5 separate regions of the Mus musculus genome follow, and all the other regions are linked to region 4. A link is a loop called in an ENCODE intact Hi-C map of the cell type or tissue named here. Cell type or tissue: left cerebral cortex. All regions are shown on one strand. Each heading gives the region's core, and the rest is flanking DNA. Links, peaks and the distances in the headings are about the cores only. Region 1 overlaps Grm3 (glutamate receptor, metabotropic 3). Region 2 overlaps Elapor2 (endosome-lysosome associated apoptosis and autophagy regulator family member 2). Region 3 has its middle 200 kb from the start of Gm23312. Region 4 has its middle 290 kb from the start of Gm32266. Region 5 has its middle 7.4 kb from the start of Dmtf1.

Evidence for each region. Peaks named below come from ENCODE experiments on the same cell type or tissue, not always from the same donor. Only the 100,000 strongest peaks of a DNase experiment are listed, where the experiment ranks them.
Region 1: it touches region 4 in a loop (4-fold over the local background); 4 of 42 quality-filtered maps call a loop at or near these places.
Region 2: a loop joins it to region 4, with 9 times the contacts of the local background. A loop is called at or near these places in 10 of 42 quality-filtered maps.
Region 3: it touches region 4 in a loop (4-fold over the local background); 14 of 42 quality-filtered maps call a loop at or near these places.
Region 5: it touches region 4 in a loop (9-fold over the local background); 4 of 42 quality-filtered maps call a loop at or near these places.

What each region holds. Positions count from the first base shown.
Region 1 is chr5:9,537,320-9,543,838 of GRCm38, reverse strand. All of the region lies in intron 3 of Grm3 (glutamate receptor, metabotropic 3), which reads left to right. Among named protein-coding and RNA genes, the nearest start is that of Mir879, 160 kb to the right of the region's middle. In left cerebral cortex, for the core only: a CTCF peak has its summit at 2,863; DNase peaks (open chromatin) are centred at 2,166, 2,552 and 2,801; H3K27ac peaks cover 917 bases.
Region 2 is chr5:9,446,660-9,453,178 of GRCm38, reverse strand. It overlaps Elapor2 (endosome-lysosome associated apoptosis and autophagy regulator family member 2), which reads right to left. Exons shown (of 22, transcript NM_172706.4): 17 at 6,189-6,285; 18 at 5,358-5,459. Among named protein-coding and RNA genes, the nearest start is that of Mir879, 74 kb to the right of the region's middle. In left cerebral cortex, for the core only: a CTCF peak has its summit at 3,393 (motif pointing left); a DNase peak (open chromatin) is centred at 3,399.
Region 3 is chr5:9,952,029-9,958,547 of GRCm38, reverse strand. No RefSeq gene overlaps it. Among named protein-coding and RNA genes, the nearest start is that of Gm23312, 200 kb to the right of the region's middle. In left cerebral cortex, for the core only: a CTCF peak has its summit at 3,709 (motif pointing left); a DNase peak (open chromatin) is centred at 3,686.
Region 4 is chr5:10,630,292-10,636,810 of GRCm38, reverse strand. No RefSeq gene overlaps it. Among named protein-coding and RNA genes, the nearest start is that of Gm32266, 290 kb to the left of the region's middle. In left cerebral cortex, for the core only: a CTCF peak has its summit at 3,418 (motif pointing right); a DNase peak (open chromatin) is centred at 3,441; H3K27ac peaks cover 361 bases.
Region 5 is chr5:9,165,869-9,172,387 of GRCm38, reverse strand. It overlaps the pseudogene Gm24666. Among named protein-coding and RNA genes, the nearest start is that of Dmtf1, 7.4 kb to the right of the region's middle. In left cerebral cortex, for the core only: a CTCF peak has its summit at 2,612 (motif pointing left); a DNase peak (open chromatin) is centred at 2,562.

The sequences.
Region 1 (6,519 bases), core at 1,329-5,328, 1.1 Mb after region 4:
ATGGTCACTTGATCTTTGACAAGGGAGCTAAAACCATCCAGTGGAAAAAAGACAGCATTTTCAACAAATGGTGCTGGCACTACTGGCGGTTATCATGTAGAAGAATGCAAATTGATCCATTCTTATCTCCTTATACAAAGCTCAAGTCTAAGTGGATCAAAGACCTCCACATAAAACCAGAGACACTGAAACTTATAGAGGAGAGAGTAGGGAAAAGCCTCAAAGATATGGGTACAGGGGAAAAATTCCTGAATAGAACAGCAATGGCTTGTGCTGTAAGATCAAGAATTGATAAATGGGACTTCATAAAATTGCAAAACTTCTGTAAGGCAAAAGACACTGTCAATAAGACAAAAAGGCCACCAACATATTGGGAAAGGATTTTTACCAATCCTAAATCTGATAGGGGATTAATATCCAATATATACAAAGAGCTCAAGAAGCAGGACTCCAGAAATTCAAATAACCCCGTTAAAAAATGGGATACAGAGCTAAACAAAGAATTTTCAACTGAGGAATACCGAATGGCTGAGAAGCACCTGAAAAAAATTTCAACATCCTTAATCAGGGAAATGCAAATCAAAACAACCTTGAGATTCCACCCCACACCAGTCAAAATGGCTAAGATAAATAATTCAGGCGACAGCAGATGCTGGCGAGGATGTGGAAAAAGAGGAACACTCCTCCACTGCTGGTGGGATTGCAAGCTTGTACAACCACTCTGGAAGTCAGTCTGGAGGTTCCTCGGAAAATTAGACATAATACTACTGGAAGATCCAGCAATACCTCTCCTGGGCATATACCCAGAAGAAGTTCCAACTGGTAATAAGAATACATGCTCCACTATGTTCATAGCAGCCTTATTTATAATAGCCAGAAGCTGGAAAGAACCCAGATGTCCCTCAACAGAAGAATGGATACAGAAAATATGGTACATTTACACAATGGAGTACTACTCAGCTATTAAAAACAATGACTTTATGAAATTCTTGGACAAATGGATGTATCTGGAGGATATCATCCTTAGTGATGTAACCCAATCACAAAAGAACTCATTAGATATGCACTCACTAATAAGTGGATATTAGCCAGAAACATAGAACACCCAAGATACAATTTGCAAAACACAAGAAAATCAAGAAGAGGGAAGACCAATGGATGGATATTTCGTTCTTCCTTAGAATATGGAACAAAATACCCATGAAAGGAGTTACAGAGACAAAAGTTTTGAGCTAAAACGAAAGGATGGACTATCCAGAGACTACCCCACTCAGGGATCCATCCCATAATCAGCCACCAAACCCAGACACTATTGCATATGCCAGCAAGATTTTGCTGAAGGGACCCTGATATAGCTGTCTCCTATGAGGCTTTGCCAGTGCCTGGCAAATACAGAAGTGGATGCTCACAGTCATCTATAGGATGGAACACAGGGCCCCTAATGGAGAAGCTAGAGAAAGCACCCAAGGAGCTGAAGGGGTCTGCAACCCTATAGGTGGAACAACATTATGAACTAACCAGTACCCCCAGAGCCCTAGCTGCATATGTAGCAGAAGATGGCCTAGTCAGCCATCACTGGCAAGAGAGGCCCCTTGGTATTGCAAACTTTATATGCCCCAGTACAGGGGAATGCCAGGGCCAAGAAGTGTGAGTGGGTGGGTAGGGGAGCAGGGCGGGGGGAGGGTATAGGGAACTTTCGGGATAGCATTTGAAATTTGAAATGTATATAAAGAAAATATCTAATTAAATAAAAATACCAGGGCAATTCAAACCCTCCAGAGATCCGTGATGTCTTGCCAGTTAACTCTCACGGAGCTTGCTAAAGGGGAGATCTTGAAAGAGAATGATTATGCTACCCCTGCACAATGCACCATCCTGCTTAACCCTCTGCCTTGGGTTTCGCTCTCTTCCCATTTGTTAGCATAGATAATTTTCTGAAACTCATCAGAAAAGTTGGCTGTAAACCTCCTGCACATGCTCAAAACAGTATGGACTGCTTATGAAGTCCATGCCTTAAAGTCTGTGATGTAAAGTCCTTGGCTGTGTTGATATTACAGCCTGGGGTTACTCATCTCTTTTGTAATTAGCCTCCAGCAGTGGATTTGCAAATTCTTCAAGTTATTCCTGAACAGTGGGAACAATACAGACTTGAAAGAAAGACAACCAGCACACGATGAAGCTGATAATAGTAGAAGAACGGGATCCTCTTGAAGGCATCAAGTACCTTCTCAAGACCACCAGAAAGGAGGAAGCTTTGTTTCCTACCCCTTTAAGCCTTCAGAGTGTCTCCCTGACAAAGCTGAAGAGGGTCGAAAATTTTAATTACAGGTTTCCTTTAATTACAGGCTCCTTTGCCATGTTTACCAAACAGCTAGAAGTCCTGAGGGTGGAGTTAGGCTCTTTAAAGTCATGTTTTAATCTCCTTTGTAATTGCAATTTGATTGCTGGTGTAAATTACGTAGTAGGCTTGCCACCTTCAGTGCCAGCCGTTTCCCAGAGTGGATAATTTTGAATTGAACGGCTGATATCCATCCAAAAGTTTCCCAGAATGTTTCACGGACTCCTTGAATTATTCATTAAACAGAATTCTTTAAAAAGAAGGCAAGAGGTTCCTTTGATGTCAGCTGGGGCTTTTCATCATATTATGGACTATTAGTTTCTAGACTCTTTTAGAGGTGGTTTCTTGAAACCAATGTTCAATTCAGGACTTATCACCTCCAACCTTTATATTTTATTTTAACAGCATCATATGTCACCCTGAATGGGGCAGTTTCTGGCAGAAACCTGGTGTTTAATTTCTAAGGAGGAGGCAGGAATAGAGAAAGAACAGTTAGTCGCAAACACGCCACCTGCTGCTCAAACTGTGTACATACAATAGAAATTTCATCTTCACAGAGCAAGCCAATAGGGAGCTGTGGTGTCTGGGAATCCATTCATCACATCGGGGCCCCTGATGACTTGAAATTTTTGACTATAATTACTTACTAGGGCCAATCTTTGCTTGGTATTTTTGAGTCTGAGCTGTGTCCAATCCAAATGTCACTTTATAGATTATTAAGCAAAACAACCCCTACCTTTATTTAAAAGGAAGAAAGATTGGCCAAGTTTCCACCATGACGTCAAAATATAAATTTTTAAGGAGTTTACATCATAGGCAATATTATATTGCCATTCTTTGGGTTTTTTTTCTGCACACTAAGCACTTTGAAATCTGTCAAAGGTTATGCCTTTTCTGTGCCCATCTGAATTGACATTACCCATTAGGGGAACTTTATCATCTGATTCAGTCATTTCTGACAGTAAAAACAAAAACAAAAACAAAAACAAAAACAAAAACAAACAAAAAAAAAAAAACCTGTGCATAATGAAGCCAGAACACACAAGAATTTGGGCTGTCCCAAGCAAGCAAACCTGGAAAAAAATCTTCTCCTGAACACTCTACATCTACTGCTAACTCATGATTCAGAATAACATACAAAAAAGAAAATGACCCAGCATAGTGAAAAGATGCCAAACTGAAGAAAGAGAGAGAGAGAGAGAGAGAGAGAGAGAGAGAGAGAGAGAGAGAAGGAAGGAAGGAAGGAAGGAAGGAAGGAAGGAAGGAAGGAAGGAAGGAAGGAAGGAAGGAAGGGAGATTGTTTTTCACCACAAAGTGGGACTATTCCATCACTCTGCATTCTGCATATCTGTTAGGTCAAAAAAAAAAAAAAAAAAAAAAAAAAAAAAAAAAAAAAAAAAAAAAAAAGGCCTTAATGAAGACCAGATAGAGCTTCATAATTTTCTAGAGGAGATGACACCCCTATCAAGAAGGATACATTGTTTTACAGAGAAAGTGTCATTTGAAAAAATGTAAGATTTTAGAACTGGGCACACCAGCAAGGCAAAACATGAGTAGTTAAATGAGCCAGAACCAAGAAAAATGTAGCAGTGTCCACCTCCATCATCGCCTCTCAGCAAACACTTCGTGAAACTTGCTAAGCATCAAGTTACTGTTGGTACAGTCATGGTTAAAGAGACATCAAATCATGCCTTTGTCAAGATTTGACATCCTGGGAATACTGTGAAGATGACTCAGTGAATGGGCCTCATACTGCACAAGCTTGGTTGGGAGTTCAGATCCCAGAACCCTGTAAAATGTCCAGAAGAATGGTGGTGGCTCACCCTCTTTAGGATTTCCAGAGCAAGCAGGCCAGAGAGACAACCCATAATGGGCAGAATATGAATTTCACTGGGAGACCCTGTTTCAATGAATACAGTAAAAGACTGATGGAAGAGATCCCTGACATCAGCTGGGGCCTTGACATGTACCTCCAATGCTTACACCACACATGCATACCACAGGCATGAAAACAGAAGAAAAGAAAAATAAGTTACTGTAAGTAGTATTTAGGTCTCTCCTGCAGAGATCATGCCAAATTAGATATACGTGTAGAAATCACTGGCATATTTAAGCTGACAGGGAAAGAAAAAGGAAGGCTCACTTCAGGAAAAATCAAGAAAGAGAAGAGGAAATGGTTCAGAAGATCTGACACAGTGGCACACATCTGTAATCCCAGGGGAGGCTACAGTCAAAGGCCTTGTCAAACAAATAAGGCACATGAACTTGAGACACTCCTGTAGGTAAAATAAGAGTAAGAATATATGAGTTAAAGACATTGAAAGTGGTAGTATAAGAGTAAAATTTAAAAAAAAAAAAAAAGGTGTCTTTCTGAATTTGAAAATACAAGCAGATCTGGAAACTTTTCAATGTGCATTCAGAATAGCTTTATCCAAGGAACTTAACCTTTTTTGTTTGTTTTGTTTTGTTTAGTTTTGTTTTGTGTTTTTCCAGACAGGGTTTCTGTATAGTTCTGGCTATCCTTAACCATTTTATGTGACCCTTTTAATGTATCTCCCTAGAATTGATATTAGGCCATAAAATGATACATTACTGAAAGTTAAGCAAAAACACTATTAGCATCTATGCCACACTCAGTTTTAGATCCCTTTGGGAAAACACTCAGCTATCTGTTTTCACTTTCAGTGAGGTGAGTCAGAGCAGAGCTACACTTCCCAGTTATTTGTGAATATGAAATTAACTGAAAAGAGAGCTCGGTTATTCTTCCCAGTCCCCTTCTGTATGGCAAACTCTTCCTTGCTATCCATCATTCTTAAATGAATGCCATCAGATAAGCTGTATGAGCTTGCCTTTTATAGTTTACCATGTTAACACAGGGAAAATTTAAAGCACAATCTGGCTAGGGGTCAGGAAGGACCAGGAAACATTTCTAGGCTTTTCTGAGCATTGTCAGAGAATAGTTGTGTCTTCTGAAGCTGTGGAATTCATGTGTTCATTAATCCATTCAGTAGAAAGGTACTAAGGTCTTCCTGTATGTTGAGCTCTGCACCTACATACTGAAGGAAGAAAATTGATGCTCTGCACTTTCGGGAAAGTTGGAATCTACTAGAGAATATGCAAACATAGACAGGTGTCTATAATAGCGTGATATAGCGACGTGCCATTGGCTGAACTCTGACCTCTAATCATCCTTCTTCAGGCTTCCATTGTGCTGTTCTCTTGAGCTGTATCCCAATTTGGGTTGGTCACTGAACCTCCTTTCCCTCAGTCTGTTCTCCATTTTTGTCCCTACAGTTCCTTTAGACAGGAACAATTCTGGGTCAGAGTTTTTGACTGTGAGATGGCAACCCCATCCCTCCACTTGATGTCTTTCTACTGGAGATGGACTCTACAAGTTCTCTTTCTTCATGCTTGGGCATTTCATCTAAGGTTCCTCCCTTTGAGTCCTGAGCACCTCTCACCTCCCTGGTCTCTGGTAAATCCTAGAAGGTGCCCCCCCCACACACACACACACCTCCCAAGGTTGCCTTTTTCCATGTTTAAAAATAAAGTCCTAATTTTTCTTCTGGTTGTTATTCCTATTTAATTTTTATCAATCTGTTTAAATGAAGACCTGTAATCATCCTTGAGTCTTCTCTCTTAGTACTAATTTGAAAGCTAAATCCTAGCTCAGCATTATAGTGAACAGCTATAATCTTAGAGCTTGTGGAAGGCTATGGAAGAAGAGTGGTCAGCTCAGGACAGACTGGGAAACATGGTGAGATCCTATCTTAAGAAATGACAAAATCAGGGCTGGAGAGATGACTCAGGGGTTGGAAGTGCTGGCCTCTCTTCCAGAGATCCTGAATTCAATTCCCAGCAACCACATGGTGGCTTATTACCATCTATAATGATATATGATGCCCTCTTCTGGTATGCAGTCATACATATAGGCAGAGCACTGTATATAATAAATTAAAAAAATTACAAACTAAAATAAGAAGTCACCCAAATGTGACCACTCCTTGATACCTGCATTTCTCATCTTAGGCCTTTATTCATCTTCATCTTCATTCTTGTATTAGTAAAGCTTATTCTCCACTTAGAAATAAGATAAAGCAAGTAAAAATTAAAATGCAATCATAAGCTCTGAGCACTTTTCATTGTTAAGAGAATAATAAAGAAACCTGTTAGTGGAATCC
Region 2 (6,519 bases), core at 1,623-5,622, 1.2 Mb after region 4:
ACATGGCATAGGGCTAGCTTGTGGGAAGCCACATGTGCCGTTGCTGAGTGGCACTGACTACTGCTGGCCACCACGCATAAGATTGGACAAACAACCAATGTGTACATAAGCAGTAAAGTTTTTTGCAAAGACACTGCCTGGCCCAGGCATGATAATGAGGTTCTGTAAGGTACTGAGAGTATAACCAATCAGATGTGAGACATGCAAATGAGGTATGATAATGAGGTTCTGTAAGGTACTGAGAGAGAGTAGCCAATCAGATGAGGAACATGCAAATGAGGCTTAGTGCATAACCAATCCAGGTGTGAGACACGCCCCTCCTAGGCCTATAAAAGCAGCACCAGTTCTGGGCTCGAAGTCTTTTCGCCTCTACAATCAAGCTCTCCCAATAAACGTGTGCAGAAGGATCCTGTTGCAGCGTCGTTCTTCCTGGCCAGTCGAGCGCGCGCAAGACTAGCTAGCTCTTTAGGGACCTCACATGGCATAGGGCTAGCTAGCTCTTTAGGGACCTCACATGGCATAGGGCTAGCTAGCTCTTTGGGACACCTCACATGGCATAGGGCTAGCTAGCTCTTTGGGACACCTCACATGGCATAGGGCTAGCTAGCTCTTTGGGACACCTCACATGGCATAGGGCTAACTACCTCCTTAGGGACCTCACATGGCATAGGGCTAGCTAGCCTTGTAGGGACCTCACATGGCATAGGGCTAGCTAGCTCTTTGAGACACCTCACATGGCATAGGGCTAGCTAGCTCTTTGGGACACCTCACATGGCATAGGGCTAGCTAGCTCTTTAGGGACCTCACATGGCATACGGCTAGCTAGCTCTTTAGGGACCTCACATGGCATAGGGCTAGCTAGTTCTTTAGGGACCTCACATGGCATAGGGCTAGCTAGTTCTTTAGGGACCTCACATGGCATAGGGCTAGCTAGCTCTTTAGGGACCTTTATAAGAACACCCATTTCATTCACGCTGTCAGAACCACTATAAGCTAAACACCTCTCAAAGCTACTGCTTTCTAATATCCCTAGGCTGGGATTTAGCACTGTAATGTTATTTTAGCATATTAATTTGGGAAACACAAACATTCAAACCTAGCCAACAGAATTTTAACATAAGGGTAATTTTTACATGTGACTCTTAGAACAAGGAATTTAAAAACACACCTTTATGGATTCCCCTTTCAAAAGAATTCTTCTAAGATTAATTACCACAAGTTCATACTTATTCAAGACCACATTAGGGAACTTGCTTCCTAGTTTCCTTTATCTATAGATTGTTTTTCTTGGTGGCAAAAAAACTTCAGTTTTATTACCTCTATTTAAAAATTATTCTAAAATTGTATGAATGTTTTGTGATGTGATTGTAACCATCTCTTAAAATGACTTATTCATGTTCGAATTGTACAATTTTAATATGTCTGCATTAAAAGTTTCCCTTTCTTTCTTTCTATAGCCCTGGCTGTCCTGGAACTCACTTTGTAGACCAGGCTGGCCTCGAACTCAGAAATCCACCTGTCTCTGCCTCCCGAGTGCTGGGGTTAAAGGCGTGTGCCACCACCGCCCAGCTAAGGTTTCCCTTTCTTGATTACAGTGTGTGTTTGTTTGTTTTTGTTTTTTGGATTTTTTTTTTTTTTGTATTTTCAAATGTTCATAAAGCTTTTATATGTGTCAGTACATTTCTGTTCTAGAAACATATTTTGTCTTAATCTTTTGTGTTATCTTGATTTTCAAATTTGGATATCTATTATCTTTCTGTAAAGAATCAGAGGAAAGAGATAAAAAACTCATTTAGCTATCTCTGACTCTTAATTTCAAGTAGATAGACTTTTGACATTAATAGGCCTCTTTGATGTCTCAACCAAATGCTGCATTAGAGACCAATAAACCTAATGACTTTGATATAAAGACGAAATTTGAACCTGAGGTATAAATCCCTAGAGTACGCAACTCTTGAACACTATCAGGACAGAACTGCAAAGCATCCCTTTGGTGAGATGCAACATCCACAGAGGCTGTGATGATCATGAAATGAATTTGGATTCTGCAAGAGGATTTCACAAAACAATCTTATACTGACTAAAAACCAACTGAAGCAGTTGAATGCATTCATAAACTGGCGAGAAGTAAAGAGAAAAATGAAAATGGTGCTCTTACATGAACATTAATGGTGAACGCTTAAAGAAGGCAAGTCAGTTAAAATAAGACACAACTTGCAGATCTGCTGAGATGTACCCTAGGATAAATCCACTTTACTTTTTTATTAAATGTGCTTTTTGACAAATCCCCACTCAGGAGACATGGAAGGACCGTGGCTTGAAATATCGCAATGAAAAGGCATTTTTGTCCCAAAAGAACAAGAGCTATTAGGAGGTTGTTCCATCCCGGGCATGGTACTCAACAGCTATACAATCTCAGGCTTGATGCTCCCTACTTGGTGAAGCAAACATGTTTAACTTACGGATCTTCCAGATCACATCCTTTTAATGCCTGCTTTCTAAGAAGGTACTTGTGTAATCTTTTCACTAACGCAAACGCCTCATGCCCATGAATAGGCAATTCTCAGATATAATGCTCAGGTATGCACTGTCCCGTACAATCGGTACCTTCAGCTTCATGTCCATCCGTCTGTGAAGTTGACAGAGGTTTAAGAAGCCAGGGGGTGAACTTATCTATGCAGATTTATTTAGAGGTATTAGCTGTCCCTTGCAGAGGAAACTTAGTCTGTACCCAAGGAGCAAACTTCATTAGATAAAAAATACCTCAGAAACAACTGAGGCTGTCAGATTTCGTTTGCCCGAGATGCCACACTGTAAAGTTTTCACCTACATTACTCCAACTCCTCCAGACACTTTTTGGAATTAGGCACTCTATACTTGCATTTTTCCAGATCAAGCGGAAAGGTTGAAGTTTCTGATCACAGATAAAACTGAAGTCCAGATAACATCTTCCCTCTCAAGTACACACTCATGCAGAAAATACAGCAGAAAATCTCTTCTCCCTGTCCAGACTTCACTTTTTAAGAGCTGAAGGGGCTTTTGAAAGTTTTCCTGACCACCAAGCTTCAAAGACCCTGCTGACTATTACTAATCCTGAAGTCATTTTCACATGGTTGGCCAAGAATAATTCCTGATGTGGCACTGCTGTCAGGTCTCATTCTGACTTCTTGGTCAACACCATCTGAAGTCCAACTGTCTGGTTAGCATCTTTTTCTTGGATATTTTAAAGCTTCGAAAAAAGATGCAACAATAAGTCGTCCTCAAAAGTAGAATAAGAAACCTGTCTATTACTTCCCTGATAGTTGGAAATCTTTATTCCGCCCTTCAGTGAAAACCCTAATTATTTGAGGACAAGCAAGCTACTGGTTTTCTTGGGCTGATCCTTGCGCTCCCCCTTGTGCCCTGATGGGAAATTCACTCAAGAGAAAACTGAAAGTCTTAACATTTGACTGGGGGACTCAGTATAGCTTCCGAGAGCAGTTGTCTGTATGCACATTATCACAGCTACAAATGAATTTTTATCAAGATCTGTGTGCCAAACTCTGCCATGAATACTGCATTTTAAATCAGCATTTCAGAAGGCCAAGATGTAAACAATAGTACTAAAGAATAGAGAATCTGTCTCAGGAAAGTAGAGCATGTAAAATCTATGGTATGTCAGGTCAATAGAAACAGCCCTCCGATTTTAGTATGGTTTTCAGTTGCCTTCTATTTTTAGAAATACTCCAGTGTTCAACACCCAGAGATTCAGAAATAAATTTTAACAATAGATATTCTAAGGTTTCTTCTTCAGGCAATCCAGAGAAACCCTGGTGAACACGGTAAAGTTCCCTTAGAGGTAAAGCTGGAAGTCAAAAAGAGAAACTTTATATTCTTCTGCTCATGAGATGCCACCCTTTAACCCCATGAGGCTGTATTTTATTTATGGTGAGAAATCAAAATCCGCCCTGGCAGAGTAGAAACCGATTTATTTTCTACAGGCCATACCCGGTCATTAGGATACCATCTGCTTGAGTCAGAGACCTGGCAAGGAACCTTTAAAGCCATCCAGATGGACTTGGAAGACCAGACCCAGAGAGGTTAATTACAAAATCTGGAAAAGGACCTCATGAGGACTATAGTGAATGTAATGAGCACCACAACTCAAACTACCCAGCCGATCCCCAGAGTGATGAGATGTGTGTCTGTTTCTGGAATCTTCATATGCGTCTTTACGTAGACTCTAGTTGGCTGTGGGGAATCCAGCTGCAAGGGAACAGAAGGATGCTCTGTAGCTCAGGAGCATCCATCTTTGCCCATTTCCCTATCCATGTCTATTCCTCTGTTCTCTCACCACATTCTTCTCTCACCTTCAATAGGTGGGAAAAAATAATGAATCATTAGAGCAATGCGAACCAGAGAAGCCGCTGGTGAGAAGCGAGGCTAGTGTACCTATATCTCCCAAAATAAGCCAACATTACTGTGTACAATTGTTGCTAGAATACACAGTAGTTTCAGGTATAGGGTAGCATTTTCTAATCCACCTGTAGCATAAACAGGAGAGCTTTAAATCACTTTTAAGTGAGGTTGCAAAAAATCTAAATAATTTTCTTATTTAAATGATTTAGATAGAACCACACTATCATCAAAAGGTCCCTTAACTAAACATCCTGAAAATACTGAGATACTTAGGTGTCCTTCGTGGGAATGGCAGGCTGTATTTAAATGAATAGTTTTCAAAGCCTAGAAGTTATATTTTGGTGTTTCCAGCAAAATTTAACAGGATATATCAAATACAGACCACAGAGAGCTGGTACCTCAATTTCAATCAATTGAATATTCTGCATTATGTCCTACTGGTCAGATTTATCCTGATGATTCTGCTACAATTTCTCAAAAAACCTGGGCTTGAAAATGGACTTAAGCATTGTCTTCAAGACCTCATTCCCTTGCAGAGAAAGGAATCGTGGCACAGGTTAGATTAGTTCGTCCAAGGCCTCAATGTCCAGACAGTTAATTGTTGATCTAGGAAACAGGTATACTCCCATCCAGTCCAAGGAGACCAATAAACAGTGAGGATAAACACAAAAATACAAACAGTGCAACTCCTTGTTTATTGCCTAAGTAATTTTGAAGGAAGTCAGCTGCTGAAGGGGAAAGGGGAAAGGGGATGTCCTGTAAGAGGCTGGGAGGCAGTATGAGTGACTAGCACCTATTCATCTGAATCATGCCCTGACATATTCCTATAGTACACCCACTGCTTCTTTTGTGCTCATTCGGCTTTATTTCATAAAGAATATGTTTTAACCACAATAGTCCAGACAGCTTTGCTTCCAACAAGGAATTTGACAGAATAGCCCTGTAGGAAAAGTCAATACCTGGGGACTGATATCACACCTGCACCAGGTCTCATGGGATTACACCTCATCTTCACAGCAGTCGATCGTCCATTAATACAAGATGTGGTGGCTGTGGAAGACCTGTTGTAAAGCAGGCACTAGATTAAAGACCAAATACAATACAGATGACCAGGACACAAGGGTCATGTACAGAATGGCTCCCATGCTCCATGAACAAACAAAAAGAGAAAATTATTAAAGGTTTCTAATTTCTAACTTGACACAAATTCAGTATATTGACTTTCACCACCTGTATGAAGATGACCATCATTAAGGCATTTAGTAAAATTATTATGATTTTAATCACAATGAAAGTTTTTGAGGGAAACAAGAGTCAATTGTATCAAAACATCAGGCTGAATAAAAAGCAAGTTAATGAATAAGAAGTAATTACTGCTTAGGCAATGAACCAAAGTCTCCTGAGAGAGAGAGCACATGCACATGGTGTGTGTGTGTGAGTGTGTGTGTGTGTATGTGTTGTATACATGCATGGTGTATGGATGTGTGTGCATGGTGTGTGTGTTCATGGTGTGTGCATTCATGGTATGTGTGTATGTACAAGGTGTGTGTGTGTGTGTGTGAAATTAGATTCTCAAAAAATTCTGTTTCTCACTTTTATCAAGCTACTTAATGCCCACATTCTTATTGTCCATTGAGTACAAGCTGTCATGCTAGGCACCCTGAAGCAACATTATCTTTCTTTCTTGCCACTAGGAAATTATAACCAAGAATAAGAACTAAAATCCACAGATTGAGACATATGAGCTCTTTATTTAAAATATAGTCACAAGAAAAAATACCTTCACTTACTTATAAAAGAAATGAACATCTGGTACTTGGCTCGGTGACACTGGGAACATATCCTCCTTGATATTAACGTTTTGCAAGGCAGTGTCAACAGTGACACCTAGATGACATTGAAAAACAAACTGAAGCAGCAGGGAAGATTAGGTTTACTTAGTCTCTGTACATCTGAGTACAAAATAGCTTTACCTTGACAACTGTCCCCTCACCCATCCCCTCACCAGAAATATTAAACTGAGCCATTCCAGATAAGAGTAAGAAATCTTCTAACATCTCCAGAAAGAAAGATTCTTTCATGAAATCTAGCTCATTTCACTAGGATGTTTTGTTCTTCTGT
Region 3 (6,519 bases), core at 1,605-5,604, 680 kb after region 4:
AATGTCTTCTAAACCAACTGAGCCATGTGCAGATGAACCACAGAGATGGAAGCAGCAAGCACAGGGCCTATAAGTGTCTGCACCAGCTCCTCTGCTTATATCTTTTAGTTTTCAGATCTATGGGACTCCTGAGTACAGGAATGACAGGATCTCTGATTCTTGTAACTTTTATTGAGACTCTTTTCCTTCTGTTGGTTTACCTTGTCCAAATTTGATGTGATAGGTTTATTTGCTGGTTGTTTTGTTTTATCATACTATACTTTTTTGCTAAGTTTTGTGGTTGTGTCTTAGAAGCCTATTCTTTACAAATGAGAGGCAGAAAGGGAATAAATCAGGATGAGAGGGAAGGAAGAAGGAAATGGGAGGAGCAGAGAGAAAAGAAACTATAATGAAGCTATATTGTGTGAGAAAAGAGTCAATTTTCACTAAAAGGAAAAAATAAAAATTAAAAAAAGAAATTATTGGTGTGAGTTTAAAAAGTTGGTCTTTCTAAAACAATATTTCTCATATCTGGAAAGTCTGGAAACAATAGGCAAGCATCAGTGAAGATGGTCTTCAGTATCCAGATAGTGGTTTCTAATCATCATAAACACTATTTTCTACTAAACAAAATAAAGTAAAACAACAACAACAAAACAAATCAAAAAAGGAAAAAAAAAACAGGTCTGGGAAGCAAGACTGATTCACAGTCTAAGACAGGATATGAACAAAATTTCCCTAGAAGCACTTACCATGGTAGACACCAAAACTAACAGTGACTCCCTCAAGAACCTCACAAGTGTACCAATCAGAAGGCAGCAATAAGAGCTCCCACCACACAAGGGCAGAAAAAAAAAGAGCATCGTTAAATATAAAAACTGCAATGAATTGAAACATAAGTGTATTTAAGTATTTGAACCCATGAGAACTGCTGAAAGATTCGCCATAATTGACTGATACTGTTTTTAAAACTGATCAATAATTGAGAATGTATAAAGCCTTTATCTATTCCTTGAGGGTAACCACATAATGATAAAATTTGAATGAATTTCCTCTTTATTGAAGTATTCTAACCATTAACGTAAAAACCGGAATGATGAAATTAAAATACCTTCATTTTGCAACCACAAAGGAAAGAATGGATCCATGTGATGATTTTAATGACTATTAAAGTTCTATAAAATGGTATAAATAGGTATCATGAGCCTGCAGAACATTCTATTACACACATATGAAATATGTTTGTTAAATATGCACACCCAAATTAGATTAAGCTCTAATACACACACACTCAAATATATGTGTGTATGCAATGTGTACAGTTCTTAGGAGGCTCTCCAATGCAGGGATATTCATAAAACTTATTCTACCTAAGTTACACTCTGGTTTCCATTTTAAAGCCAGTCTTTGTATGTATATTGTGACAATGAGAAATGGCTAGGAAAAAATGGCTTGTGCTGTTGGTTGTTAGTAGAAGAATAGAACATACAATTACAAGAAGCTTTTACAAATAAGATCTAGTTCTCATAAAACATGTTTTCTAAGGCTTAGGTTTTGAATGCCCTCAAATACATGTTTGTGAATGAGTTAATCACTGACCTGTTAGCATTATTGGAGAGTGGAAAACTTTTAAAGGATATAGCCTAATGAAAAAAATGTTATGTCATGAGTGTTGCCCTTGAAGGTGTTAGATATATCCTGTCGCCTTCCTTCCTTTCTTTGGTTCTGGTTTCCATAAGTTGAGCTTTGCTACGTGACATGTTCCAACTATGATGCAATATCTCATGTGGGCCCCATTGAGTGAAACCAAGTGACCAAGAACAGTTGTCTTCAAAGCAATGAGCCAAATATTTAGCTGTTTCAGGTGCCTCTTCATTACAACAATATGATGACAAAAGCTATGTGGGCTTGTTTTTAAGTCAGTAGACTGACTGAGATGTGCTCATTGATAATTCTGGGTAGTGAATACTTTGTAGACTCTCTGTGAACAAAGCACCATGATTTCCACACATAATTCTAATATACGTGAACCAAATACATATATGTATGACCATATATAATATACTTGTGAATATATATATATGTATATATGTATATGCACAAGTTTTGATATCTTATGATGATTTTAGTATAAGCAAATGGAGGGAAAGCACAAAAATGTACTTTTCTCTCAATCTTTTTAAATTTTGCCTAAACCTGAGAGATTGTCAGAAAGCACAGGAATATAAAGAGAAGGGAAGTATAGAAGGAGAATGGAAGGAAAGAGAAGAGTTGCAGCCTTAGAGAACACACTCACCATAAGTACTTTAATTTCTTCTTTAGTAGTTCTTTATAGAGAGAAACTTCAGTCTTGATTGAAAATGCATTCCAACCGAAAGATAGCGAGTCCCAGACACTGCAGTAGGACAGAGCAGATAATCAATTTCCAAAATGAATCTGGTTTTGTCAATATTAAAGCTTGTTTTTACTTGTGAGTAATCTGAAAAGTAAAGTCGCTAGTTGCTTGTTGCTGTAGGATTCTATTGCATGTGGTGTGTGTGTTTGTGTGTGTACATTATTCTGTCTTGAGGAGTCTAAAACTCTCTCCAGCAATACAAATGTAGTCCTAACAGTCTTTATATGACTTATGGTCAGTAACAAGGCAAGCTGATAGAATTAACACAAGTCTCTCATAAGGAATATTTGGATTTTTATATGTATGCAAACCTTTGCATATGTATTCAAATCAGTTGTCATCCACTTAATTCTCTTAGTACACTGCAAACGTCTATAAATGAGTCCTGTAATTTAGTTCTAAAACTATCTTGAAAACCATCTGGGGCTGTAAGATATTGTATTGTTGGTGTATTAATTATCTTATCACTGTTCAATAATATAAAGTCAGAATAAGATAAGAATTACATCAGCAGAGGATCATGTTTAGGTACCGTTAATCAAATTAATAATGTATAATCAATGAATTTATTTAACTAATGAATAAAATTGACCAATGTACCATTAAGTAAGAGAAAAGAATAAGAAATCTCCATAACATAGATGCTGTCAAAATTTAAACATACATTTACATTACACTGAAAAATAAACCTTGTACTATTAAACCTTAAATTAGTAAGTCTTAGCAACCTGTTCTCCACACTAGCTCCTTCTCCACTGGCAAATTTGAAGTTACTGTGGCTTCCTTGAGCCCTTATCAGTATGCTCTATAAAAGAAGAAGGATAAAATGCAAAAAGCAGTCAAGTATATCTACTGTTAGTGTAATCAACAACACAGTAACAGCCAGTTGGTAGATTGGACAAGTAAATCAATTCTAAGACTTTGCTGACAAAATATCATTAGATCTATTGTTTTCTACTGTGATGATGAACCATATTGTGATGGATTCATTCTATAATAGTTGCAGAAAACATCTGCAAAAGAAAATTAGATTTACAGCTTAAATTACGTTTATATTCTGCTAAGTTAGGAGTTAATTATATGAAAATGTGTTGGCCTATTGATGTGTCTTTATTGTATTTATGATCAAAGAAACAGGATATATTTCCATGTAATATTCATTTAGCAGCTCACTCGTTCAATAGCCATGGGAATTAAAAACAAAATAAAAGGAGGCCACTGAAGCTGCTGGGCAGTCTTAGCTATCTCAAGTCAGACCAGAGCCAACCCGCAATGAATGGAGTTTGTAGAGGTCAGGATCTGTATCCTGCCAGAGATCATAGTGCAGTTCTGCCACCTAGTGGTTGCTTTTTCACACGTGACTTGGTACCTTTCAAGTGCCATCTGCATGCTTAGCAAAAAACATAATCAATCAATCAATCAATCAATCAATCTACCATGTGACTAGAGAAATTATCTATAATTATCTATATATACTTTAATTATATTAAATTAAAATTCACCTATAGTTAACATTCAAGAAGTTGTTACAATCTGGTCCATTTCTCTTCTTCTATCCAACATAAGACCCATCACATCCATCTATAAACAACAGCTTTCTGTTATTCTAATGCAACCTACCCTGAGAGACTCTGGGCACATAATTTCTTCATTCATTGGACTGCAACAATCACTCTTACTTTTATCTTCACAATTATATTCTTACAAATACTGCATGGACTCTGAATCCATTTGTACCCCCTTGATACTTGACCTAAGCATCCTTGAATAACCCTACTCTACCATATGAAGAAGGAGGCTATTTGGTAGCAAAAACATTGTCATTACATTTTCCCATTGCTTCAGCACTTAACACTGTACCCTTGGCCCATAATTATACGATGTGCCTATTAAGGTATTTGACCCTTTAAAAGGAGTTTTAAATTGCTAATTGAGCAAAATCACCTTCCTTTCAAAATAAGACAAAATTTATTGAAAGTCACTGTTTTTAAGGCTTGGTCTCAAATGTTTACCAAACCAAAGTTCCCTGTGTTAACAAATGATATATCAGTGTTTGTGTCAGATATATGACAATTTTTATCCTTGGTAATTCAGGGAATGGGCTCTTTAGTAGTGATAAAAAATTAGGGCTTTGCTTTAAAGAAAAATAAAATTGTAAGCAACAATTCACACATCCTCCTATCTGAATAGTTATTAAGAAATTTTAAATTAAAAATATCTATCTTATTTGTTTCCTTGAATGTTCCCCAACGTGTAAAAATTATTTAGTAATAGGCATACTAGAAAGATTTTACGGTATTTAGGGAAATAGTTATGTAAAGAGACATTTTACTTAATTTGGTTCATTCTAGCCTATCTTCAGGCTACACCTGCTTGCTGCATTGACCAAAATAAACATGAACTCAACTTGATATTATGTAACTGAAAGTTACAGAAGATCCAGCATTGATTTTTTTTCATTATCTCTAAGCAAACACCTAATCCCGGTTCCAAATTTATTGTCATGAAAATTATTTTAAAAGACACATTTGTGGTGCTAGTTGTAAAATTCACTAAACTACTGATTATAAAAGAAAACCAGCTTAGTATGAAGATAAACATTGAATACGAGGGACTGTATACAGAGATTTACTTGGCTATGATAAATGTCTAGAAAAAGTACTCTGTAGAAAGTAGTTGATTATAATCCATCAAAACGTTATGTGAGCATCTACCACCCCACCTCTTACATCTTACATGGCTATTTTGCAATTATCTTTAATAAAGTAAAATAAAAATTATTTGCTATCAGAATTTTGATCAGCAAGTTTTTAAAGTGATCGATAACAAAACCACAATTATTATAAAATTGTTGATACCACCCATATGTGAAATATTAATTTCCACTAGTTTTAAAGGACATATAAAACCCAAAACAGTGTTATCATTCTTTGGAAGGGAATGGGTAAATATAAACAACACATTTTCTCAGCTAATGCAAATCAAGTGAACCATTATTTATTTTCCCAAGATCTGTTTACTGTGTTCGTCTTCATATCACAGAGTGGCTTTATTGTCTAATTTATTCTGAGTTTTCTACCCTAGGAAAAAAATCCTGTATGCCTCATATGTAAATAGAACAAGACATTAACTCTAAGGGAAAAGATGTTATTATGTTTGGGAGCTTGTGAAAACCAGCTGCCCTGACCCCAGTTGATACAGCATCTATAAGGCAAGTCCTGAAGTCTGCATTTGTCAAAAGTCTTCCAAGGAGTCCCCACAGACCGTACTTTGCACTAAGGATAAAGCTAGTATCTGGTTCCTAAAGTAAACTCTATTCTCAGGCTTTCCCTATGAAACACTACAAATGCAAATGTCGCAGTCCCCTCCTGGTGATATAAGCAGGACAGTGCCTCCTTTTTAATATTATCGGGATCTTCTAGGAGTGAATGTTAAGAAACTTTATATAATAATGGCACATGACAAGCATGGAACTTTATTCTTTCTATTTCGTTTCTGTGCTGACTTTGTGAACTAGAAATTCTTGGGTGAGCCCAGCATGCTGGATTTCACAAGTCGGACCTAATATGCTGTCATAAAGGAATCAGTGTTTGAGAGGAGAGAAAAAAGCAGCAGCTGACAAGGGAGGTTCATGACAATTAAGATCCCAGATTTTTTTAAAAGTCCAGTATAACTAATACCATGGCACCCTCCTTGTGATTTCCTTTAGGATTTTAACCAAGTTGTTTATTTGTGAATCACATTTACAATTTTTTGTTTACTTCAGGTACTCATTACAAATCTTATTTGCAATGAATATGGAAGGAACTATGTCTCCCAGTAAATAGGTCTCAGAAAACCTTTCATAAAATTTAGAGCTCTACATTTATGGAAACATTATAAAGCCTGCCACAGGTAATATTTTTTTAAAGCAAATAAATTGTGCTTGGAAAATAAAGCAGAATGATCTCACATGATAAAACAAGACTGTTTGCTATTTACAAAGATTTTCTAAATAGTAGCATATTATAACATAAATATAGGAAAAGGCTTTGTGGTGATAGACAGTCTTAGTATATAAAATCATACACAATAAATTCCAATCTCCTGATATTTATGCTTGACACCATTGAAAGAATATTGAATACTTCCCATTTAATTATCTA
Region 4 (6,519 bases), core at 1,408-5,407:
TATAATATTCATGAAAGGATGTATATATACAAACTGCTTAAGAGCAAACAGAATACATAAAAGTACTTTATATAAATATGAAAATTAGTGAGTGGGGAGCAAGACTGAGATGACCCCCAGCCCAGCGCAACATGGGCCCAAGGTATATACATCACACCTGCGATGACCCCTGCCAGGTTCCACACAGATCAGGCAAGAGATGACCCCAGGAACCTCAAGGTTCTAGGGGCCATTAATATAAGCCAATTAAGTGCTGGTAAAACGGAAGGAAAAAGAAGCAGAAGGTTATGGGCACAATGAAGAGACTTGAGGGTAGTGAGGAACAACCTGATGTGAGTAGCCAGCCAAGAATGCCAGAGAAGTTGGTTATAATGCCCTGGTGTGTGCTGCCACTGTGGGCCATGTCTGAGTCTGTGGTCTTGCAGCAGAGGGGCTCTGTTACCATCAGGTGACGATCTTGGTTTTGGTGGCTGCCAGGAACCATGTTGATGTCTGAGAAATCTGGAGATCAGGTCCCTCCCTCACCTCACTTGGAAAGCACAATAGAGTTGGCCCTGATTGCTGGGACTGTGGGTGAACTGACCTCAATGGTGTGAACATGGGAAAACTGACTCTGCATTTAATTAAGATGGTTAGAGACTGTGGTGTTCCTTAGAATCTCCACACTTAGTTAAGATTGATGGCTGTTAATGAAAAAGATAATTATGAAATTCAACACCACATATAACACAACACAAACACACACACACACAGAACCATACACACACACACATACACACATACACAAATATACACACACACAGGTGCACAAACATGGGCAAGGGGAGGAGTAGACCTTGAGACTGTTGCTCTATTATGTTCATTATAATGAGTTATTGCTCCAGTTATACTCCACCTCATTAAGATAAAGCAGATTTGTCCATTCACTATTATATTTTATGGAGATAAGGAACATGAATTTTGCTTTAAAAATCTTGAAGTGCCTTTTTTCAAAGTTAAGATAAGCCTTTAAAGGTTATGCTGAAATCAGAAAGTTATCTTATGAGGAAGTCTTTTCTGTGATGTAGTCTATTAGGATCTTAATGGAAAATAAATATGTCATTTAACTTACAAACACTTGCATCTCAAAGCACATTTTTTCACAGCTCTTTAATGGATTCTTACTCATTTTCAGAAATACATTAAATATTATGGAATATAATTAACTTAAAATTTGAAACTGATTGACAGAAGTGCACCCCTCTCCCCCATATTATTGTTTTTCTACTATAATAACAATGTAAATAACAAAGGGTATGCTATAATAATTTTCACACTTTGGCAATAAGAGACTTAGAGTTTCTGGAACTGGAAAGTAGTTTTATTCTATTTGTGGGAAATGTTTATATTTAGTCTGAAGACAGAACTGAAACTCAAAGGCAAACTCTTAATTTTCACACGACTAATCAAAATATGTAGATGGCCCAATTGATTCCCGAGATTGTGAACACTGGAGAAAATTCCATGAATAGTATAGACAATGCTAACAGGAGGAAGACATAGCCCCCTCTGAGTATTAAAAATGTTGTCATTTTCAATTCCAAAATATTAAAACAAATTGCATTTATCAGTATTTTGAGTAATCACAGTCAACATTAGGTAACTTTCTTAAGCATTTCTCCACACTAGTCCCAGGTGTTTCTCCCCAACGAAGATTATTTTGCTCTTCTAGTAGGCACTATGTGTGCATGCATGCGTGCGTGCATGCGTGCGTGCGTGTGTGTGTGTGTGTGCGTGTGTGCATGTGTGCGTGCATGCATGCATGTGTGCATGCGTGTGTGTGTTTGTGCGTGCCTGTGTGTGCGTGTGTGCATGCATGTGTGTGTGCGCGTGCATGTGTGTGTGCGCATGTGTGCGTGTGTGTGCGTGCCTGTGTGTGTGTGTGTGTGTGCGCGTGCGCGCGTGTGTGTGTGTGTGTGTGTGTGTGTGAGTGCGTGCCTGCACCCCTGCAATTTCCCTTGAGTATGTGAAGCTCACCTTTCGATTTTACTCAAGTACTGCAAAAAACTTCTAACCTCTTCATGTTTTATGTAGCTTTTGAAAAAATCAGTCAGTTTTCCATGAAACAAACGTCACTTTAGGCTGTATTTAACATTTCAAATGGAATTCTCTCCTCCTCCCAAGCTGACTTCCATTTGATACTCCTTCTGACTTTTTTTTTTTAATTATCCCACATAGTTCACAGGTTTGTCCTTGTTAACTTTCTTAATTTAAACTTTTAAATTTTAACCAATTTTTCACCTCTGAGACACTGCATTTTAATAGCTTCCTATTCTTAACAACTTTACTTCTGTAAACTTCCAAACACATTGTAACTCAGATTTAACACCAGGAAGGGAGACACACATCATTTGTAGTTGAGGGTTAATTTAATAATTTGTGTTTCATAAGAAAATCTAGCCTAGAATTACTATTAGTTTATATTGACATAGAGCTAATGGTGCAAAATTCATTTAAATTAGAAAAACAAAATATAATATCAGTCTGAATTTATTTTTATAAAATTTACTTTAAAATGTATCGTTAATTTGGCTATATTTCATCACTGGTTAGATTTGTTAAGATACTAGCATGTCTATAATCTATGTTTTAAAAGAAGAGTAGCTTGAGAAAATAAAATATGTTTCTAGTATATAACTTGTTTCTCTAGTTCTTTCTCATTTGGATGGTGGAATATTTCCCTTATCCACTTCTACAAGCAGGAATGCTAGCAAAAGAGACAAAATAATATGGATATCTTTACATTTTATGCAAAATTTAACATATAAAACCTTTGAAGAAAGGAACTTTCAGACAAATAATGAATATTTCAAGAAACAATAAGGCAGAAAAATACTTTGGCAGAAGGTGAAGTGTATATTCTCAAACTCAAAGGAGGACATTATGAAATCTGCACAGACCAGCTCCTATATTTGATAAGGTGGTCTACATGGCACACTAGCAGCTATCACTGTCAGCATTCACTGAAATCTGCACATACAAAGTTTTCATCAGCACCAGCAGAGCAAGTAAACCCTGTGTGGCCCATGCATGAAACAGTCAGAGATCTAGGACTAGCTTAGGTGAATGGCGAGGCCAGGAGCACCACCTCTGAAATACGAGAAAGAAGTTCAAAGTTGTCTAATTAGCTACCAGATTGTAATGATAAATCCATAGCATAAAAAGTTTTACACCTGAATATTGATTGGGATAAATTTCTTCTTGCAGTATTGTTCTCAAGAACAGATAGTACAAAGAAAAATCAGAAACAAATAGTCCCCTGAATTATTACAAGTGTGCCTTCATTCTAGTACACATTTGACCATTGCAAACGTTTTGTTGATAATTCATCACTTGATATTTAGGTGATATTTTTGGCCATGTAATTAGGCTCATGTCCTCAAGGGGGCACTTGAATATAAGGCAAATCAATTCACAGGCCCAGTTTCAAAGCATTGTAGGAAAATGTTTAATTTTACCAAGCAAAACATTTATTTTGACATTTTCCACATGCAAAGCCTGTGGTCTTCCAATACACTTCTGAGAACTACAGTTCTCTGTGTGTAAAATGTTAGATGTTCTCCTGTGTAAGTAAACCACATTCTTCCCCATCACAGAAAATTGTTCTACACTAAAATGGGCCTTGTTTTAGCATTAGATGTGGGATAGGTATATGCAGTTTGTTAGGAGTAAACAAAATAAAAAATGAGAACTGACTGACTCTAAAAAGTCATTTCCCACAATGCTTTGTATTTCCAATGCTTATATTTTAATAAACTAGGGGTGTTGTGGAATAACTCAATCAACTTAATATTCTCTACTCGGGGATATTCAATGTACCCAGCAACCAGTCACTGGTAAACATCGGTGAAATAGAGAGTAGCTAGCCAACTTTAGGTTTAATTATGTTTAAGGAAGACAAGACAGATATATGACCATGCTTGCTCAGTTAGTCAACAGGGTCTCCAAGGAGGGAGTGAGGATTAAAGAATGAAAAGACAATTAGACAACAGTACAGTATTGCTCCAGCAATTAAGTGGGTTTACTTTTTTCCAGTCTGCTTTTATATCATTCTAGGAACATGAAAATAATATGGCGAGTTATAAGACATAAAGTAGTCAAGAATCAAACAAGGCATAAACAAAGCAGTCAAGGAACAAGCAAGGCATAAACATGGCCCCATGGTATTCAGGGACTTATCAAGATGATCGAGATCTTGAGTCTACTACTTTGTCCAAGTCCAATGTGAAATTCATGCCTGAGCTTACTTCCTTGTCCTAGCCCAGTGTCAAGTTCTAACCAAAATCATTGAAACAGCACCAAGAGCTCTCTACAGAAATGAAGAAATGTTGCACAGTTGGCTTCATAATATCTTACTAGATGACTGCCAATATGGCTTTGAACAAAAAATACTTTTATAAAATAAGAGTAGATGACCTCTTGAAAAATAAAGAATACCCAAAAGAAAAATCTCATTTTCTATGGGAGAAGAGGATGGTTATAACTCTAAACAAATATCTCTACAAAGGAAGCATTTTGTGTTTTACATTCATGTCACAGGGTTTTCTCTGTCCAATAACATTAATGCAGAGGAGGCATGTGATTGGACAGGGAAAAGGGAGGCAGAGCTAAGAGTTGCAGAGACACAGAGCATCTCAGAGCAGGAAGAGGAAGGAAGAAAGCTGCGGACGAGTACTCAAGTGGCATTTACCAGCCACAAGTAGCTATTATTTCACAAGGTTAGAAATATTGGGATAAAGCTTTTTTGTTTGTTTGGTTTGGTTTTTTGTTTTTTGTTTTTCAAGACAGGGTTTCTCTGTGTAGCTCTGGCTGTCCTGGAACTCACTCTGTAGACCAGGCTGGCCTCGAACTCAGATATCTCCCTGCCTCTGCCTCCCAAGTGCTGGGATTAGGGATAAAGCGTTTTATCATTATCAATTGGCTCTGAAATTATTTTACTGGTATCTTGTAAATTGTAATTCTACTAATACATAAGCCTGATTGGCTAATTAAGATTTAAGAGTCTTGACTACCAGTAATTAAGTGTAGAGATGGCTGACCGTGGGTTGTGTGGTAGTGAGAGGAACTTGGGGGCCCCGTCCAGATTTGGCCCTGTGGTCCAGTGTGGCTGGAGAGTAGGTGGGCCTGCAAGAGTGCGGAAGCATGATCAGGTACCACAGAGAGGTGGTGGCTTCATTTTTTTTAATGCTTCCTGCAACAGATGGTGAAACAACTTGCTGGCTGGGCACGAATCCACTAGAAATTTAATATTATTAGCCGGAAAGTTCGAGTTTTACTTTATTTATTTACTTTTGTTAAGTGAGTAACTGGGTAGTGTTAAAAAAACAAGTCATGTACTCTAACAAGGGAGTTGAAACAAAGAGACTGCTAGCAGAGCTGAGGACCCCTACTGTGGAAAATTACAGGGTGCTCTGAGTTGGGAGAAGATGGAATTTGCCTGCCTCTTAAGGCAGAGGGATTAAATTGTGAATTTAAAATTAGGATTATTTGCTTTTAGGATAAATTTATATTAAGATTCTGTCCAAATCACATGGGAAATTTTGCCTGTCTCAGAATAAGATAAGGAATATTACTCACTGACTCCAGAGTACAGAGTGCAGTGATAATCATTGCCTACTTTGAAAAGGTGTTACTTATCTATGTCTGTGGCTCCAGGTAGAGAGCTCAATAGACAGATATTATACAGGTATTAATAAAATATGTCTGTGGCTCTGGGCAGAGAGACAAATGGAAAGATGGTATAGATTGTTTAACCAGCCACAGGAAGCTCATATTCTGCTAAAGTGGGCTCCACAGGAATCTTGAGTGTCTTTTCCTGCTTGACAAGATAAGAAATGGCACATGCAGTATCTTAGTTTACTGCATTTGTTTTAGATTGTTTCGATTTTCAAAATGGGTGTGATTTTGAGTTTTGTGGTTATATTATTCCTCTAGGAGAGAAGTCTAAATAAAGTTTTTTTCTGGTTACTGTCTCAAGGATATGCTGATTTGGGAGAAAGTTTTTGTCTTTGCATTTTAGAAAAGGTGATTAGTGTCTCTACACTATCCAGAGTAATATGGATCAGACATAATGAAGGGAAACTACCGGAAGAACTAGATTTAAGAGAAACAAACAAAAAAGTTATCTTGATGATACTAAACTTTAGTTTTGAATATTTTTTTTTTCAGACAGGGTTTCTCTTTATAGCCCTGGCTGTCCTGGAACTCACTTTGTAGACCAGGCTGGCCTCGAACTCAGAAATGCATCTGCCTCTGCTTCCCAAGTGCTGGGATTAAAGGCATGCACCACCACTGCCCGGCTCTAAACTTTAGTTTTGAGATTTATATACTGAAGAATATACAGGCTTGGTGAGTCTTATTGTAAGACATGCCTAACTGACCTGCTTGAACTCTAATGTCTTAGACTTTCAGAGAGATCCAGTCAGGACACAGACATCAGAGACTAAATTAATCATTGGAGTGGCCTGATTTGGCCAGCTA
Region 5 (6,519 bases), core at 842-4,841, 1.5 Mb after region 4:
CAGGTAGGGACACATAGTCTCACTTATATCCTCTGCATCAGTCAGCCACTAGAGAGTACTTTACTTACGGTTACCACTTCAAACAACGTGCTATGATGTATAGGGCATTGTTGTATTATTAGATATGTTTCCTTCAGTTGATTAGCAATGCAATGCTAAGATGGAATGAGTTTCCTCTCAGAAGAGAGTCAAGAAAGTTTAATCAAGATCAATAATGTCATTAATAGAGAATGACACCACCTCATACAATTCTTTGGCAATGTTAAAGAAAAGAGTAAAGCATCATGCGAAAGAGGCTATGTAAAAACAAGCCAACAACAGCCAAAAACACAGCCTATCTAGTGCAGTGGAATAGAGAAAGGAAATCCACCTTATTTCAGGTAGTGCCTATGATAGCCTTTTATCTTTCTACACCAGGTTGAACCAATACAAAGAACAAAGTTCTACAAACCTTCATTTGAAATATAAATAGATACAGGGGAAAGTTAGCGATTTTCCTTACTGTTGAAGTCACTTATTTCCTTACCCAGGCTTATCAAACAGCTGTAGTACTGAGACAATGACTATAACTATAAAATATGATTGTGTGTGTGTGTGTGTGTGTGTGTGTGAGTGTGTGTATTCTTCAAGTTTCAACTGATGGCCCATTGAAATGCCACATTTCTAATCCTGTTAGTGCAATATCATTCAATTAGGTAACTGTATATTATTTGTCTTCACTACCTACTTAATATGCAGTGTAAAAAAGCATTATGCTTTGAAGTTTAATTTACTATGGTTATATTTAATACAATATAGACATTCATAAATTACTAGAGAAGTATTAAAACCCAGGTTGAGATTTGCAGAGATGGCTTAGTTGGTAAAGTGCTGGCCACAGTATAAAGTTATAAATTTTACTGTCACTATCATGTAAAATCAAAACAAAATATCAGGGAGTTAAGGGAGGGCACCTCTAATAGGTACCTATGCGTGTGAAGGAAGCAGAAAGAGGAGGAACTTTGGGCTCACTGACAAGTCAGTCTAATCAAATTAGTGAGCTCCAGGTGAGTGAGGGAGCCAGGCTAAAAACAAAACAGAGAGTGATGGAGAAACACACTTGACCTCCAGTCTTCACATGCACCCACTTGCACCCCTGGACATATGATACACACACAAGAACACTCACATGCACACACACACACACACACACACACACACACACACACACACACGTCAGCAGCAGCATCACCGTCATCATCATCAAACACAACAGTTCTATTGTCCCATGATTGATGTTTTGTGTAAAAACAAATGATCTCTAATACCTCAGAAGACAGGCAACAACTCACAATACCCTAACTAAACAAGAGCAATGGACGTTGACCATCTTTTCTAATATTTGCAGTTTGGCTTCATGTAAAGGCAGCAAGTAATTTGATTCATATACTGTCATCGTTTCTCATCAAGTTAATTAGGAAAACGTTTATAGACAGTTGCTGTGATGTAGTAAACTGGCATCTTAAACACAAGATATTGCATGGTATGATCTAGGTATGTCACTGTAGAGGAGTGGTTCTGATACTCTGATTTAATCAAGAATCTGCGAGTACTGATGCTGAAGTTCCTTGTCTCCAATTGGTTCTTGATCAATCAATAAAGATGCCAGTGGCTAATGACTGGGCAGAAAGAAAGAGGACAGATATCCAGGTTCCTGCAGGCTATGAGAGAAGAGGAGAATTGAGATACTTAGTGGGGAGAGGGACAGAACAGACTCGGAGCTGCAGGGAAGATCTTCCAAAATGTAGGTGTAAAAGGAAAGTGGCCCATGGGCTTAAGAGAAGGTAAATAGGCGACCAAGCGAAGGGCAGATTTTAAGGTGTTGAGCTAAGAGTAAAGGTAACTGGACAACCAAACTGAGAGCAGATTTAGAGGTGTTGAGCTAGGAGGAAAGATAACTGGGCAGCTAATTTGAGGGAGGATTATAGGTGTTGTGCTAGGAGTAAAGGTAAGGGAAAGATAGAGAGCCCAGACACAGAGCCAATAAGGCAGGTTACAATGATCGTGTGTGTGTGTGTGTGTGTGTGTGTGTGTGTGTGTGTGTGTGTGTCTTTCATCTGCAGATCCAAGATAGTTCCTGGGCGTGTGTGCACATGCAACCAAGTGGTAACACAAAGCAGACAGCCAAAAACTACCAGCAACATGTCACAATGTGAGCTGTCCCCTAGAATGTAGATGCTATGAAGGCAGAATTTTCATCTATCTTGAGTGTAACCATAGTCTCTGTGTCTAAAATAATGCTCAGCACTAAGGAGGTTCTCAGGAATATCTGCTAAATAGAATGAGTGAGTACACATATCATAAACGTGTGAGCTCCTAAAAGCGGTGAAGGCACCCACTTCCTTCTCTTCTGCTGCACATGAAACGGACTGAAAGAAATGAGCAGCAATCTGCAACACATCTTTGCCTTATTTGGATTCAGAGCACAAGACCTACTCTTAGGGTTTTATTATTGAGTTTGGGCCTGAGTTCTTTTCTGTTCTATACATATCACTAGCAATTCAAGCCTCCATAATTCCATCTACTGGTAATGCTACTACTCTGAAAAAGATCTCACTGAACAATGGAGACACCTGCTGGTTAAATGATATGCTTTAAAATGTCACATCTAATCAACAAGAATTAACCAGCAGATGTGACATACTGTTAAAACTGACCTTCCTTTTGAAAAATAGTAAATGACAGCATTTATTTTCTTTCTTAATATGGTGATACTCAAAAAAAAAAAAACAAAAAAGACTGTGTTCTGCAACAATATGAACTAACCAGTACCCCGCCTGTCTCTAGCTGCATATATATCAGAAGATGGCCTGGTCGGCCATCACTGGAAAGAGAGGCCCATTGGTCGTGCAGACTTTATATGCCTCAGTACAGGGGAACGCCAGGGCCAAGAGGTGGGAGTGGGTGGGTGGGGGAGTGGGTGTGGGAGGGTGTGGGGGACTTTTGGGATAGCATTGGAAATGTAAATGAAATACATACCCAATAATAAAAAAATAATAAATAATAAATAAATAAATAAAGACTGTGTTCTGCAGACAGGTACTACTGCAAAAAATGTTTAGTTTTTTTCTAATTCTTTAGTTAAAGACAATTTTTTTAACTATCCAATAAGTTGAAATATTGTGTCATATGCTGGCAAATTAAAGCTCTCACATGATAGAGGTGGGTGATATATCTTCTTGGCTCTGTCAGGGCATGTGCTCAGCTCTAGTCTTACGAATACTGTTCTTTAAACTGATAAGAACAGATACCACACTTGATCTTAGACAAAAGGCTGAGAAGTGATATAGTGCCTTTAAAAAGAAGGAAGTTCTGCAACATCTAACAACATGGATAAACTTTGCATATATGATGCAAAATGAAGTTAGTCAGCCACAGAAACAAATACATTATTGTACTTAAATAAAGTGTCTAAAATAGTCAAACTTGTAGAATCAAAGATTCATAAAATCAAAGAGCAATATTGTAGTCACAAGGGATTGAGGGAAAGAGGAAATGGGAATTACTTATTAATGGGCATAAAATCTTAAGATAGATAACTAAGGTCCAGAAACATTCTGTACAGGATTGAACACATACAGTGTGTGTGTGTGTGAAAGAGAGAGAGAGAGAGAGCGCTCATACATTAATACTAAATTAAGTGCTTCATGGTTATACTAAGTCATATTAAGTCATAGGGCTTCATACATTCATACTAAAAGAATTTAGCAAGATGGTTGATCTTATGTTCTTTCCAAAGGCAAATAAATTTTAAAGTCAGGTAATATCTGAACAGGACTTGATCTATCACTTGCATGAGGTGTGCCATTGTTATTTTGTGCTATATAGGAAAGTAACTTTCTATAAATATGTTTTTATTGCACTATTACGGACAAACATCTTCCATCTCCCAGCCCCTTTTGTGATATTTGTGCTCATTTTTCTAGGCTCTGCTTCAATCCTTTCTCAGCAAGGCCTGATGTTCTCTGTGTACAGTATAATTTCATACTATCCCTGCTTTACTCCTCACTGGATAGAAGTGTATGAAACCTTAGACCTCCATTCCCATGACAACTGAAATTTTCCAGTTGTTGAACAACTGGAACATGTTTCAACAATTTTCTTTCTTAATAACCCAATCACTCTCAGCATCATCTACTGCAAAAGAAAAGGAACTGAAAAGGGCAAAGGGAGGTTTTTTTTTCCCCCAGGTTAAAGAATTAGAGTATAGAAATGAGACAGAGACACAAAAAAGGATTTGGAGAAAAAGGGTTTTGGGCTGGAATTCATTTACAGCCCAGAGGAAAGCCTTCCTGGAGAATCTGAGCCAGAGTGAGGTGGGGGCTGCACAGAGCAAACTGCTCATTGCTGCACAAGCATTAGGGTCCCCATCAGTTCCCCCAAAGCTTTGGGATGCCAACAGCATAGTAACAGGATTCATACACTGTACAGAAAGAAAAATTACAGAGGATTTTCCTTTTACTTTGAAAAATATCTTTTGTCTGTAACATACCATCTACTTCCATGTTTGAATACATAGTAAAGAACATGAAACAGAATCCACACCTTCGTAGTCCAGATACTTTTATATTAATGACTTAACTTTTAAAAAGAGAAAGTTAACGTATATGGGGACCTGTGCCTGTAACACTAGCATTCAGGAGACTGAGGCAAGAGGATCCTGACTTCAACAACAGTCTCAGCTCTGAGGAAGAGCAGGTCTCAAAATCAAGTGGAGTGGGGGTGGCGACAGCGGTGAAGAGAAGAGAAAACAGTAAGGGAGGAAACGCCATCAGCACTGAATCCACAATGACGTTCATGAATCTTATCCAACACAGGGAACACAGGAAATCACACAGAGCAAAAGCCATTAGTAAGCTGTAAATGTTTTTATGCCATAATTTCTGCTTGGGACGGCAATATTTCTCATCTTTATTTTTTCTATAAGACACCTAAACCCTACTTAAATTCAAGTATATTTAAAATCTTATGCATAATCTCACTGCACTCTGACTAAGAAGAAAAGTAGGTGTAACTACAGACAGGTATTCTGGAATTCAAATCACATTCTAGAAAATCTTTATAATAATTATTCAGGTTAAAAGTCTAGAGGTATTACTGTAATGCTAGATTTACATTTTAAATATCATTATTATGACTTATCATGTTTTGTTATGCTTCCTTAGTCAAAACTCCCAATCCAAGGCAGTTGGTAAAAACTAGAATTTGTCTTCCCAATATCAGGTGATGTTGAGTCCTGCACGGTCCTGCATGGAAGAGACAGTGTGACATGTTTTCTCGACCCTGGAGCAGATCCAGGAGGGTGTGGGTCTCCATGAGTGTTGAGGATTGTTGGGCACGAGGCTTGTTTGTATAAAAATATGTAGATATATTAGTTCATGTTTCTCCTTCAGGAAATAGTCTCCCAGCCAAAGTTATTGGGAAAAATTTTCCCTGACATGATTAAAGGGGAATGTCCTCTCTACCAAGGTTAATGACTCCATAATAATCAGAAACAGCACGAGTCTGAGAGGTGAGGGTAGGTCTATGTCCTTAGCCAAAAAAAAAAAAGTAAACATGTGACCTTCAGGACAGTCCTTCAGGCTATGGGAATGAACTCTGAAAACATGAGTTCAAAAATATATAATTTATCGACTGTGCAAAATATAAGGATGCAATATGAATCATAGGAAGGGCTTCATGGACCTTAAAGAACCGAGGCAGCTGCACTACGTGCCAGCTCTTCAGAAAGTTAAAAAGAGCCGGCAGATACAAAGGTGGGCGGATTCCTGAGTTCAAGGTCGGTCAGGGGCTCAGTGAATTTAGGTCCAGGCAGGGTCAGAATGGTAATCTCTGGATGGGATGCCACCCAGATAAGTTTATTGTCTGTGCTTACAAAGGTAAGCAGTTCTCTGAATTCATTTGCAATGTTTAAAAAAAAATGCGCTTGTTGTCATTTTTTTTTCCCTCAACCCGGGGCCCTGTTCCTCCACCACCACTGCATTTTTTTTTCCAATCAGTGGGCTGGGGACAAGGAATGTTGATTTGTGGGCTAGTCAAAATGGAGGCAGAAGTAAATAACTAAACTGATATGTAAATAAAAGACTGGGCTTTGGTCTTTGAGAGCTGAGCTATCTCAATGAGCTGTCTGGAGATCTACAGAGAAAATTGTCTTAAACAATAATCTTTCCTCGCCTTTCTGTTTTCCAGACAGAAATAAATTTTTTTCTCTACTTTATTTGAAATAAAAAATAAGACCCCTATCTGAAGGATCCCATTTCAAGGGCCATAAAAAAATAATGCCATACACCAGCTACTCTGATTATTCTTATTCTTAAATTGCATTTATTCCTAAGATAGGCAGGGAATTTCACACTGAGCATAGTTGCTTACGGCTGAGGGCATTTGGTTCTTGGGAAGTAGTCAGCCCCACACTTTGAAGCACAGGCTCAAGTATCTAATCATAGCTGGCTGCTGTTGGGGAAGTTTTGTGAGGCTAGG